2 separate regions of the Homo sapiens genome follow, and region 1 is linked to region 2. The links are chromatin contacts, found by Hi-C or POLR2A ChIA-PET in ENCODE. All regions are on one chromosome and are shown on one strand. The core of a region is the stretch at or near the end of the contact, and the rest is flanking DNA. Distances in the headings are between cores, read along the strand shown.

Region 1 (5,711 bases), core at 2,835-5,334, 450 kb before region 2:
CTTAAAAGCAGCCACTTGGCTGGGCGCGGTGGCTCACACCTGTAATCCCAGCACTTTGGGAGGCCGAGGCAGGCGGATCACGAGGTTAGGAGATCAAGACCATCCTGGCTAACATGGTGAAACCCTGTCTCTACTAAAAACACAAAAAATTAGCCGGGCGTGGTGGTGGGCGCCTGTAGTCCCAGCTACTCGGGAGGGTGAGGCAGGAGAATGGCGTAAACTCGGGAGGCGGAGCTTGCCGTGAGCCGAGATCATGCCACTGCACACCAGCCTGGGCGACAGAGCGAGACTCCATCTCAAAAAAAAAAAAAAAAAAAAAAAAAAAACAAAAAACAAAACAAAACAGCCACTTGCACACTTGTAAATGCTCACTTAATTGTAAATTGACTTCCATCAGTCAAGCCCCTCAGACTTTCTCCCCTAACTGGCTGACTCCATACATACCACTTCAGCAAGCAAAGCCGTACACTACCAGCTTCTCTGGATGTGGAAAAGTGGACCAGCAATTTGTTAAGATAAAATGCAGATCATGTAAAAATATGTCGGTTTTCTAAATTCCTCTAATTCCACACACTATGAGAAAAAGTAAATTTACTTTTGTGGTTAATGTATCTTTACCTAAATATCTTATTTCAAATCGTATTCTGAATTCTGCAAATTCATCAATAACTAAAACCCCCATCCCTTACTCATTGGTATTAACAAAAAAAAATGCCCCCCCCCCCCTTTTGAGACAGAGTCTCGCTCTGTCACCCAGGCTGGAGTGTAGTGGTGCAATCTCGGCTCACTGTTAACCTCTGCCTCCTGGGTTCAAGCGATTCTCCTGCCTCAGCCTCCCGAGTAGCTGGGATTACGGGCTCCCGCCATCACGCCTGGCTAATTTTTATATTTTTAGTAGAGATGGGGTTTCACTATGATGGCCAGCTGGTCTCGAACTCCAGACTTCAAGTGATCCACCGGCCTCAGCCTCCCAAACTGCTGGGATTACAGGCGTGAGCCACCGCGCCCGGCCAAAACCATGACTTTTAGTTCCAACATGATCAGTATGTAATCTCTTGAGCTACCAAAATACATGGAAATTATCTTTTGATAACCATTAAGTACTAAAGTATTCATGTTTCATTTAAACATAGTTTCTGCTAAACTCAAACTGCTATGAATTCTACAAGGCACCCTGGATGCAGGACAGCGCCTGTTAGCACCTTCCTATTAGATTTTGACAGCTCCTAGATCCCTTTGCTCAGGCCTCTTTCAATCACAGATCCACCCAGCTGTAGTTGTCTCATCTTGAGGCTTTCACCAGATACAAACTAGCTTTTTCAGTCCAGCCTTTTCATTTCTGTTTCATTCATTCCTCCGAATTTTAACGATCTTTTAATACTCAAAGGTCACCATATTTTGAGTCTCCATTCAGTTCTGAGAATTTATGAAGCTTTAAAGTACTTATAGGGAAGAGGTTCCACCGCTTATATGGAGTACTAAACGTAATCATCACAGGCATTAGATTAACTACGATGGCAGGATTATTCTCAGTCTATTTAGTATCTCAGCAATTTAGCTAGGTAGCATATGAATATACTAATAGGATACTGACCTAAAAAACCAGCATTGAATTAATAATTGCCTTTGAAGTAAAAACAGATTTTACACAGGCAGATAAGATCCTTTTGCTCTAGATGGTTTTCAGGCCTTCGTTAAAAGTAGTATTAAAACAGTAAAACAAAACTCAAAAAAACCCGCTTTCTATTATCGTTCTTTTCATGGGGAAAATAGATACCTTTCTACAAAGTAAAAACCATAAAGGCTTAAAATTAAACTACCCGATTTTATTTACTGGCAAATGTCCACAGTTGAGTAAACTAACCCAACCTATTCAGAAGAGCTAAATACTTGAGGGAAAAAAAAAAAGCTTTCCCAAAACGTAAGTGACTAAGAATTATTCGCTAACATTCACAGGCCCTTTCCACTAGGTACCGCAGGAAGGCGAAAAGGCCAGGAATTCGCTGGCAACGGCGGTGACAGGCTCCGACTGACGCTCGGAGCCCGCACACGCGAGCCCTACGTGCAGCCCCAAGTCCCGCCCCGCAGCAAACGACGACTTGGGCGAGCGTGACCGCCGGGGCAGGGTCCAGCCCGGCGCTGGGTGGGCGGGGAGCAAGGAGGCCGGAGGGCGCCCACGAGTGCCAAGCCCCCTCCTTCTGGAAGGTGCCACCGGGGAGCAGTTGGGAGTCCGGGGAAGTTGGGGGCGGGCGGGGCAAGCGCCCGCGGCGCCCTCCAGCGGCCGATGGGGTAACGGCAGCGCCGGGCGGGGGCGGGGGCGCGCGTCCCGGAGGCAGCAATCCCTGGCCCGCGAGGCCGCGGCGCAGCCCCGCCAACGACCTCCCGCGTCCCGCCCGGGCCGGGGGCGCGCAGCTGCCGCCACAACGGGCCGGCGGGCGCGCCCGTTGATGCGGGCGCGGGGAGCGAGGGCGTCGGGGAGCGAGCGCGCCGGCCCCTCCCCCGGCCGTCTCCGCCCCGCGCGGCGCTTCCCCCTCTCGGAGAAACTACGCCATTGCGGCCTAGCCGGGCGGCGCCGGCCCCTCCCCCCCGCGGCCTGCCGCCATCTTCGCGGCCCGCCGCCCGCCGCCGCCGCCGCGCCCCCGCCGCCGCACGGCCCGCCATCTTTTGGGGCCGCCATACTTGCCCTGGCGAAGAAGATGGCGGCGCCCATCACACACATAAAACATGGCTTCCCTTCAAAACAAAAACATCCCGGGGCCGGGGCGCGCGGCCGGCGCTCACCTGAGGACCACATGGTGACCGAGAACTCGCCCTCCAGGGTCTTGATCTGCACCTGCTTCTGCTCCCACTTCTTGTTGCCCGGGTCGGCGCCGCCGCCGCCCGCCGCGCCGGCCCCGCCGCTGAGGTAACTCTTCTTGCCGCTCTTCTTGCCGCCGCCCTTCTTGACGCGGCCGCCTCCCGACGACGACGAGCCGCCGCCGCCGCTCTTGCCGGCCGCCGCCACGGTGACCAGCGTTTGTTCAATGTAGTCGTCGTCGCCGCCGGCCGGCGCGGGCACCGGGATGAGAATCTGATCCTCGAAGCCGTCCTCGGCGCGCAGCCCGTCCGAGTCGTCGCCGCCCACCACCTCCTCGCGCGTCTGCACCAGGATCACCTCCTGGTGGTGGTGCACCTGGGTCGGGTCGTCGGTGACCAGCGGCTGCAGAGCGATCATGGGCGGGTGGTGGTGGTGGTGATGGTGGTGGTGGTGGTGGCCGGCGTGCCCGTGGCCGCCCCCGCCGCCGTGGTCGCCACCGCCGCCGTCCTCGTCGTCGTCGTCCTCCTCCTCCTCCTCGCCCACCACTGTGGTCTCGATGGTCTCCACCGGGATGGTCTCCACCTCGATCTCGTGCAGCTCCACGATCTCGGCCGGCATCTCCGAGCCGTCCGTGGCGATGTAGAGGGTGTCGCCCGAGGCCATGGCTGAGGGCTCCGCCGCCACGGCCGCGGCGGCCTCGGCTCCTCGGCTGCGGGCGGGCGGGCGAGGAGGCGGCCGGCCGTGGGGAAGGAAGGCAGAGGGAGGAAGGCGGCGAGCGGGCGGGGGGAGAGGGGGCGGGCGGCGGGGGAAGGGGCGGGCGCCGCGGCGGCGGCGGGGCTTCCCCGCCTCCCTCGCCTCGGTGCGCCCGCGCCCGCGCTCGCTCGGCCGCTGCTCGTCTCGGCTCCCCGCCTCGCCTCGCCTCGCCGCAACCGCCCGCCCTGGCCGCGCCTCCTCCCGCCCTCCGGGCCGGCGCTCCGCTTCCCCCTTCCTCCTGCGCCTCCGCCTCCTTCCACACAAATACCAACTCCTCAACCCGAGCCCAGATCTCGCCGCCGCCGCCACACTCTGCTCGGGCCCGGCCTCGCGAGACTTCCGCGCTGGCCTCAGCCCGCCCCGCCTCGCTGCCACTCGCCCGTTCGCCCTCTCGATTCTCCTCTCGGCCAATCGATCTGTCCGCTGGCCTCCGCGGCCCCGCCCACTCGCCGGGCTCCTCCCGGATTGGGGCCGATGGGACCGGGGGCGGGGCGGCTCGCACGCGCCCTGGCTGGCCCGCGGCGCGTGACGTCAGCGCGCCGCCGCCGCCGCCACCGCCTCCCGCTTCCCGGTGTCGCGCGGCTGCCGCCCTTCGCGGTGCAACAGCCACAAAACCCGCCGCCTCGGGCCGGGGCCGCACTCGGGAACGGGGCGTCGCCGCTACAGCCGCTGCCTTGGGAGCCGGTGAGCGGTCCGCGCGGCCCCGGGCACCACGGGGGCGGGAGCCTGAGGAGAAGGGAGGGAGGGGCCGGCCGGGAGCGGGGTTGAGGCGGGTGGGCGGCCCGGGGGCCGCGCGGGGAGCGGCTGGCGCGTGCGGGGCGGCCCTGTCGCCCCAATAAAGTCTGCTTTGACGAGAATCGCCTGTGCTTCCTTTTTCGCGTCGGGAGGTGTTTGTTCTTGTCGCCTGGCTTCGGGCGAGCGATGGCCGCGGGGTGAGTGTGGAGGACCGAACGGACAAAATCGGGCGACGCGGGCAGCGTCCGGTATCTCGCCGCGAGCGCCCGGCGGGGTGCGGGGCCGAGCGCGGGGTCGGCGCGAGCTCGGCGGAAGCGCCCGCGGAGCCCCAGGGCCACCGTTGGGAGGATGTCCGTTATTCTTTAGTGACCCGCGGAAACCTGAGACGCAGCCGTTGGGTGCCTGTTTCCCCGTAGATCTTAGAACTACAGGGTCCTGGCGGCTTTCTAAAATTTTCTCCTGAGCTTCCCCTTCTTTGCTCTCCAGTCAGCCATTGTTTCCCTTGCCCACCCTTTCCCCCTATTTGTCACTTTCATAGGTGCTCCTTTTTACGCCCACCAGGTTTTGCATTTGTCTCATTTAAAATTCCAAATTTTTTCAGCCGTGTCCTCCATTGTACCTGCAACAGAGCCTAGATTTTTTTTTGTGGCACGGATTAGCGGCAAGTTAAACCTTCCTGAATGAGTTACATTGCAGCGAAGTGTTTCTGCTCTTATCTGTCCTTTTGGTCGACCTGACAATTTGCCTTAAAGCAAAACAAAGATTTCCTGATTTTTAAGGAAACTATGACAAATTGAAGAGTTGGAAAGGTGTGTCTTTGTTGTACTCGTTTGGCCGATTTAACGCCTCTGTGAATTTGTTCAACTTAAATATTATCAACATTTACTGTTTTGTAATAGTGTTCATGCAGTTGAGGCCCATGATTTTCTGAACTGTACGCAATACATTAATCTTAGGCTCAACTTGTTAAAACAAGTAGACTATACATTCTCATTAAAAGGCAACTTTATAAATCCTAGTCCCTTCTTATTGCTAAATCGCATTGGACTTGACTTTTGAGAATATTAGTGTAAGGAGTGACAAATTAGATCGTTTTCTCTTTGAATCTGAGCTTTGAAACCTGAATAATTCCCCTTGGAGTACTGCACCCACTCAGTTTGGAAAAGTCAAATCTGTTGAATTAAGTCATCTCTGGCTTTATAGCTTATAAACTCTGCATAAATATTTCATGAATGGAAACCAGTTGTGGGAGAACTTTTACATGTCTTAATGCTTTTTAAATTTCACTTTCCCCACTCTCTAGTAATTGATGGGGAAATGGCACTGCAAGTAGTTGATACTTCCCCATAAACACCAATTGTGAGAGCAAGAGAAATGAGGGAATTACCCATTAAGCATCCTGGTTTCTGAGCTGTAGATCTGTAGG
Region 2 (5,267 bases), core at 178-2,677:
CAAATACATTCTACCTGCCCTCAACACCTTCTGAGGCTCAAAAACACAGGTGTTCTGCTCTTGGAAACTGGCGTTAAATTCAGAGAAAAAGCAGAAACTTTCTTTAATTCCACTGAAGAGGGAATTACTAAATTCATGAAGGCCCACAAATGGTTCAGATGTAAAGTATAAGCTGCAAAAGCTATCAGAGTATACATTCTACCATGAACAAGATGATAAATTTCACCAGAGATAAAAAATACCACTACAGAGGATGAATCAACACACTCATTACTCTTTACTGCTACAGTGACAAACAGGTGTCGAATAACAAGAAAACTTTCCCTAAATCACAATACAATAGCAAAATAAATTGCTCCAGTTGTCAAAGGGTCTAGAATTCAAAATTATTCCGACTGCACTTAAGCAAATTCTATCAAATACACATTTTTTTTTCCCATTAACAAACTTTTGGGGCCCTTTGATGGAGCAATAAATCCAACATGTAAAAAAAAAAAAAAGTGTGGTTAACTTTTGTGCGTGAATTATCACACATCATGTTCTGATAAAATATTCAGTGTGCTATGAAAATCTTTTTCAACCCTGCCAATGAGACTGAAATCTTTCAAGCATGTAGGATTTCATATTTTTAAAAAGATGCCATATTGGTGGATATGAATGTTTCCTTCCTGTAAAATTGCAAAAACAAAAAAAGAAAAAAGAATCCATTATCCCATAAACAAAATAAGAAGCAACACTGAGGCCAGGTCCACTTTGGCTTTCCATTTAAAAAGCTCTAGATTGTATTAAATTGTGATGATTTCATTAAAGTAGACCTGAATGGGTTCTGGGGGTCCAAACACTGCGTGCATCCTCGCAGGAGGGTTTTGTTATTAAAGGATTTGTTTCCCGAGTTCTTCATCCAGTCATTTCCAAACAGATGTGGGTCGGGAAGCAAAAAAGCAACACGTTCCCCGGAACGCGGAGGCTGCCCGGGCCTCCCCGCCGCCCTGTGCCCCACGCGCCTCCGCCCGGGCGCGCTCCGCGGGTGCTGGAGCCGGCGGGGTCCGCGCGCCAGTGCCGGGAGCCGGGGTGGCGGCGGGGAGCCCGGGGCGGCCCGGAGCGAGGCGCGGCCCCGCGGCTCCAACACAATGCGCCGGCGGCGGGAACGGGGACCGCGCGCCCCTCCGCAACAACTTTGCGCGGCCTCGCCCGCGGCCGCCGGGCCTCGGCCCCTCGGCTTGGTCCCCGCCGTCGCCGTCGCCGCCGCCCGCCACCAGCCGCTCGCCGCCCCGGCCCCGCGCGGCCGCCCCTCACCGTTGCAGAACTGGAGCAGCGAGGACGTGTCGTACAGGCTGCTGTAGCTGGAGAAGCCGTCCTCCATGCTGAGGCCGCCGGGCCGCGCCCGCTCCCCGGCCCGGCCGCGCCGCCGCCGCTCACCACACACTGAGCTGAGCCCGACCGCGACCGGCGCTGGCGCTGGGGCCGGCCCTGCTGTGGCGGCTGCTGCTGCCGGTTACCATGGCAACCCCGGGCCCGCCGCCGCCGCCGCAGCCGCGCGAGCCCAGCGCCCGCTCCGCCCGCGAGGGGGCGGCCTCGGCGGCCGCGGGGCCCGGGCCGGGAGGGGGACGTGGCGGGGCGGGGCCGAGCCTCCCCGCGCCTGCGGCCTCTTTCCCCGCGGGGAGCGCGGCCCGGGCGGCCTGGGAGCCGCAGGGGCGCGTCTGCCGCCCGCTGTCCCCTTGGCCAGGCCCCGCCTCCGCGCACGGGGGCTCAGGGGCTGCGGGGCGCGGCGGGCGGCCCTTGCGGGGGCGCGGGGACAAAGACCAAGGCCGGGAGAGAGCGGGCGCGTGGGGCCCGGGGTAACCTCCGCCACGGACACCCAAGCCCACCCGCCCCCGACGCGCTGTTCCCGCGCCCGCGGGCAGCTCCACGACCAAACATGGACAACGCGCCCGCACATTTCGGCCGTTTCCACGCCGCGGCTCACTGTGGCCCACATCCGACCGGCGCGTTCCTCTGTCCACACGTTTTTCCGCGGCAGCAAGGCCCTGCCTCAGTGAGACTTAGCACGGGACTGGCAAGTCAGCTCGAACCTTCGCTCACACTGGGCCAGAGAGGCTATCCTGGTACCAGGCTGGAAGTCCCCCGTGTTGAGGACTCGACGCAGCTAAAACATCGCTTTGTGGTTTCTCTATGATCAGCCCCTGGGATACAGATCTGTCACGTTACAGGCTTGTTAACTTGCTACAGGACTAAGGAAATCAGTATTTATTCTACATCAGAAAGACACCAAGAGTTAGGAGAAAATAGCGCAGTCGGAGAAACACATAGATCTATGAGTTTGTAACTTTTCCAGGCCATACACGTATAAATGCTGTTAATGGTTCGCATTTTATACCCATGGAGTAAAGTAAGTAAAGATGCGCCAAATAACGAGTGGGAAGCAATAAATTAGAATATATAAAATGGATCATCTAACCCAAGAATGAGCTTGGTCCCAAAGAGACTGCAGAACGTTTACACTTCCTGTTGCATCAGTCATAATTCAGTTCCATGCCAAAATCTGAAATGGTAGGTACTAACTTGTGCAGGTTGAATAGAGTAGGTGAAATAAGAACTGAGTAAGTTAAAATTAGGAAAACTCGTAGGTCTCGCTTGGGCTCAGAGGCCTGTCCTTCCAGAAGCCCAGCTTGGACATCAGTAGATGGCAGGTGAGGGACAGGGCTCTGTCACTCTGCGTGCGGCACGGTTAGTGCATGGGTTAGTAAGGACTGGTGCTATATGCTGTGGGCAGAGGGAGAAGTTTAAGAGCTTATTCCTGTCCTAGCAGGATTGTTAATTGGGAAGATACATTGTGAGTGAAGGCTGAAGGGCCACAGGTGCTGCGGGTTTGACTGTGACTTGGTGGATGGAGGACAGTGGGCAGGACACTGCTAGTGAGGAAAGAAGGAACGGTGCCTGCAGACATTGTGCAGACAAGTGGGAAATAAGACTGGACTGAGGGCAAGGGGCCAGGTAAGAGAGGCCCCAAGAGCTGCAGAGGAGCCTGAACCAGACTTGGGGGGAGATGGAGGAACGCTTGGAGGGTTCACGCAGGCAGGCCACTGTTGAGAGCTGTGTTAGGGAGCTGGGTCTGCCTGCCGACTGGGCTGCAGGGGCCGCGGCCTGTTGCTGGAACAGCCCAGGATGTCTGCAGTGCTCCAGAAATGAGGCACCAAGGGCCGGCCAGAGGGAAGTTGCTATAGGACCATACAGCTGGAAAGACAGGAAGGTCAAGCGGGGACAGCACAACCTCCAATTAGAAGTGCCCTGTAGCAACTGGAGAGAAAGAATTGAGATTTGGGAGTTGTCAGCAAAGGGGTTGTAGATGAAGTCTCTAAAGAAGAGAATAGAAAATCGGACAGGGGCTGGGGTACAGCCTTGACAAAGGAGAGAGAAGGACATTCCGAAGGAATGGTCAGAGAGGCAGGAGAATCAGCAGAGGACATTGTCTCTCTAAGCTAAGAGCACAGAAAGCTTCCAGTGGGCATTTGCGTAGAGTTCTCTGCAGGAAGAGTCAAGGAGGATGAGGCTGGGGTGAGGCTCTTCTGTCTGGTGGCAGAGGGCTCCCAGGTGACCTGGAGCACCCTGGTGATGCAATAGGTTGCTGGATATCAAAGGGAGAGGGCAGGTACATGCACGTTAGAACACTTTGGCAGGGAGGCCGAGGGCGGGGCTTATGCCTGTAATTCTAGCATTTTGGGAGGCCGAGGTGGGCAGATTGCCTGAATTCAGGAGTTCAAGACCAGCCTGGGCAACATGGGAAACCCCGTCTCTACCAAAAAAAATACAAAAAATTAGCCAGACATGGTGGTGTGCACCTATAGTCCTAGCTATTTGGGAAGCTGAGGTGGGAGAATCACCTGAGCCCAGGAGGTAGAGGTTGCAGTGAGCCAAGATCACACCACTGCACTCCAGCCTAGATGACAGAGTAAGACCCTGTCACAAAAAAAAAGGAAAAGAAAAAAAGAAAACTTTGGCAGGGAAAGGAAATGGGGGGAGGGGCCAAAGTTGGCAGAGGGCCAGGTAAAGTGTCCTCTTGCGCCCGCCTGGCACAGGTGGGTTCTCTGCCTCTCTAAGGCAGCAGGCAGGTGCTATGGAGAAGCGGCTTTCAAAGGGTGAGACTTAACACCCAGATGCACATTTCATCTTCCTCATTTCCCATCTGTCTATTCCAGTGTTCATGCTCTCTCTATTCCACTTTGCAGTTTTATACTTCAGGATATGTTGGATGATTGGCATAAAAAGCTGAGGTGTGGTATTTCTGAACTTGAAAAGGAAGTAATAATCATGAATAATTAGAAGATGGTTTTCTTTAAAGCCGGGTGTGGTGGTGTGTGCCTGTAGTCCTAGTTATTTGGGAGGCTGAGGTGCGAGGACGACTTGGGCCCAGGAGGTTGAGGCTGCAGTGAGCTATGATTGCACCACTGCATTCCATACAGTGCAGCTGGGGCAATGCTCAACTCCAGCCTGGGCAACAGAGTGAGACCCGATCTTAAAAAGAAAAAAAGAATGTTAGCATTCCTTATGTTTAATGTTATGATATTTGGTGGCCACAATTTAGACATGGGAAAGGAGACATATATTTAAAACTTCAGCTGCCAAATTGAGCTGGAGATTTTCTTAGAAGATATTATTTCCACTAAAGTTACAAATAAGACAATTAAGAACTCAGTCCACTTTCTTTTGAGATGATAAAGAAGATCATTGCTCTCTTAACCTAGAGTATTAAACAGCTATGTTTTTCCCACAGTGGTAAAATCTTACTCTAAAAAAAAGCTAAATTTAGAATAATTACAATGATATGCATGTTAAGTCACTTAGGTATAATCTACACAGCATTAAAAAAGATCTTTGGGGAAAGTTCAAGAAAAATCTCTGAAAATTAATAATGTGTGATGTTTTTGCTAAACATTTTAACAGACTGATATTCCACGCCATTGTGAGTTAATTTATATCCTGAGCACCAAAAATGTTGTCATTGTAATAAATGATGTGTACTCTGTAGGACAATATAACCACAGTGTTCAGTGGAATTAATAGCAGCATTTGTACAACGTGTGAAAAAGAGAAAGGAAAGTGAAAGCTCTGTAGCCTTTATTCATAGAAAGGCAATTTTTAAAAATCACCCAGAAATGTGCAGCCTTGTGCATCTATTGTTTAATCCAACACTCTACCAAAAATAGTTACACAGTGCCAGGCCCTATGCTTGGGGCTGGGAATGTAGCACATAGAACACAGTGCTTTCC

The links. A loop is a pair of places that touch in the nucleus more often than their neighbours do. ChIA-PET counts read pairs that join two places held with the same protein, here RNA polymerase II (POLR2A). Pooled maps may share reads with other maps.
Region 1: a map of CD4-positive, alpha-beta T cell shows a loop between it and region 2 (4-fold over the local background). The contact joins the promoter of YY1-DT here to the promoter of EML1 in region 2. A Hi-C loop is called at or near these places in 1 of 168 maps with a recorded cell type or tissue (CD4-positive, alpha-beta T cell) and 7 of 50 pooled maps. POLR2A ChIA-PET finds 5 or more read pairs at or near these places in 2 of 52 experiments (AG04450 and HEK293T).

Annotation. Positions count from the first base shown.
Region 1 is chr14:100,236,994-100,242,704 of GRCh38, reverse strand. YY1-DT (YY1 divergent transcript) reads left to right here and starts at 4,084. Exons shown (of 2, transcript NR_189150.1): 1 at 4,084-4,234. YY1 (YY1 transcription factor) reads right to left here and starts at 3,561. Exons shown (of 5, transcript NM_003403.5): 1 at 2,782-3,561. The coding sequence starts at 3,460. RefSeq lists silencers at 1,960-2,639, 2,910-2,959, 3,450-3,519, 3,670-3,749, 3,810-4,409 and enhancers at 2,650-2,809, 3,647-4,499.
Region 2 is chr14:99,789,573-99,794,839 of GRCh38, reverse strand. It overlaps EML1 (EMAP like 1), which reads right to left and starts at 1,427. Exons shown (of 22, transcript NM_004434.3): 1 at 1,297-1,427. The coding sequence starts at 1,363. RefSeq lists enhancers at 675-1,506, 5,070-5,209 and a silencer at 1,254-1,733.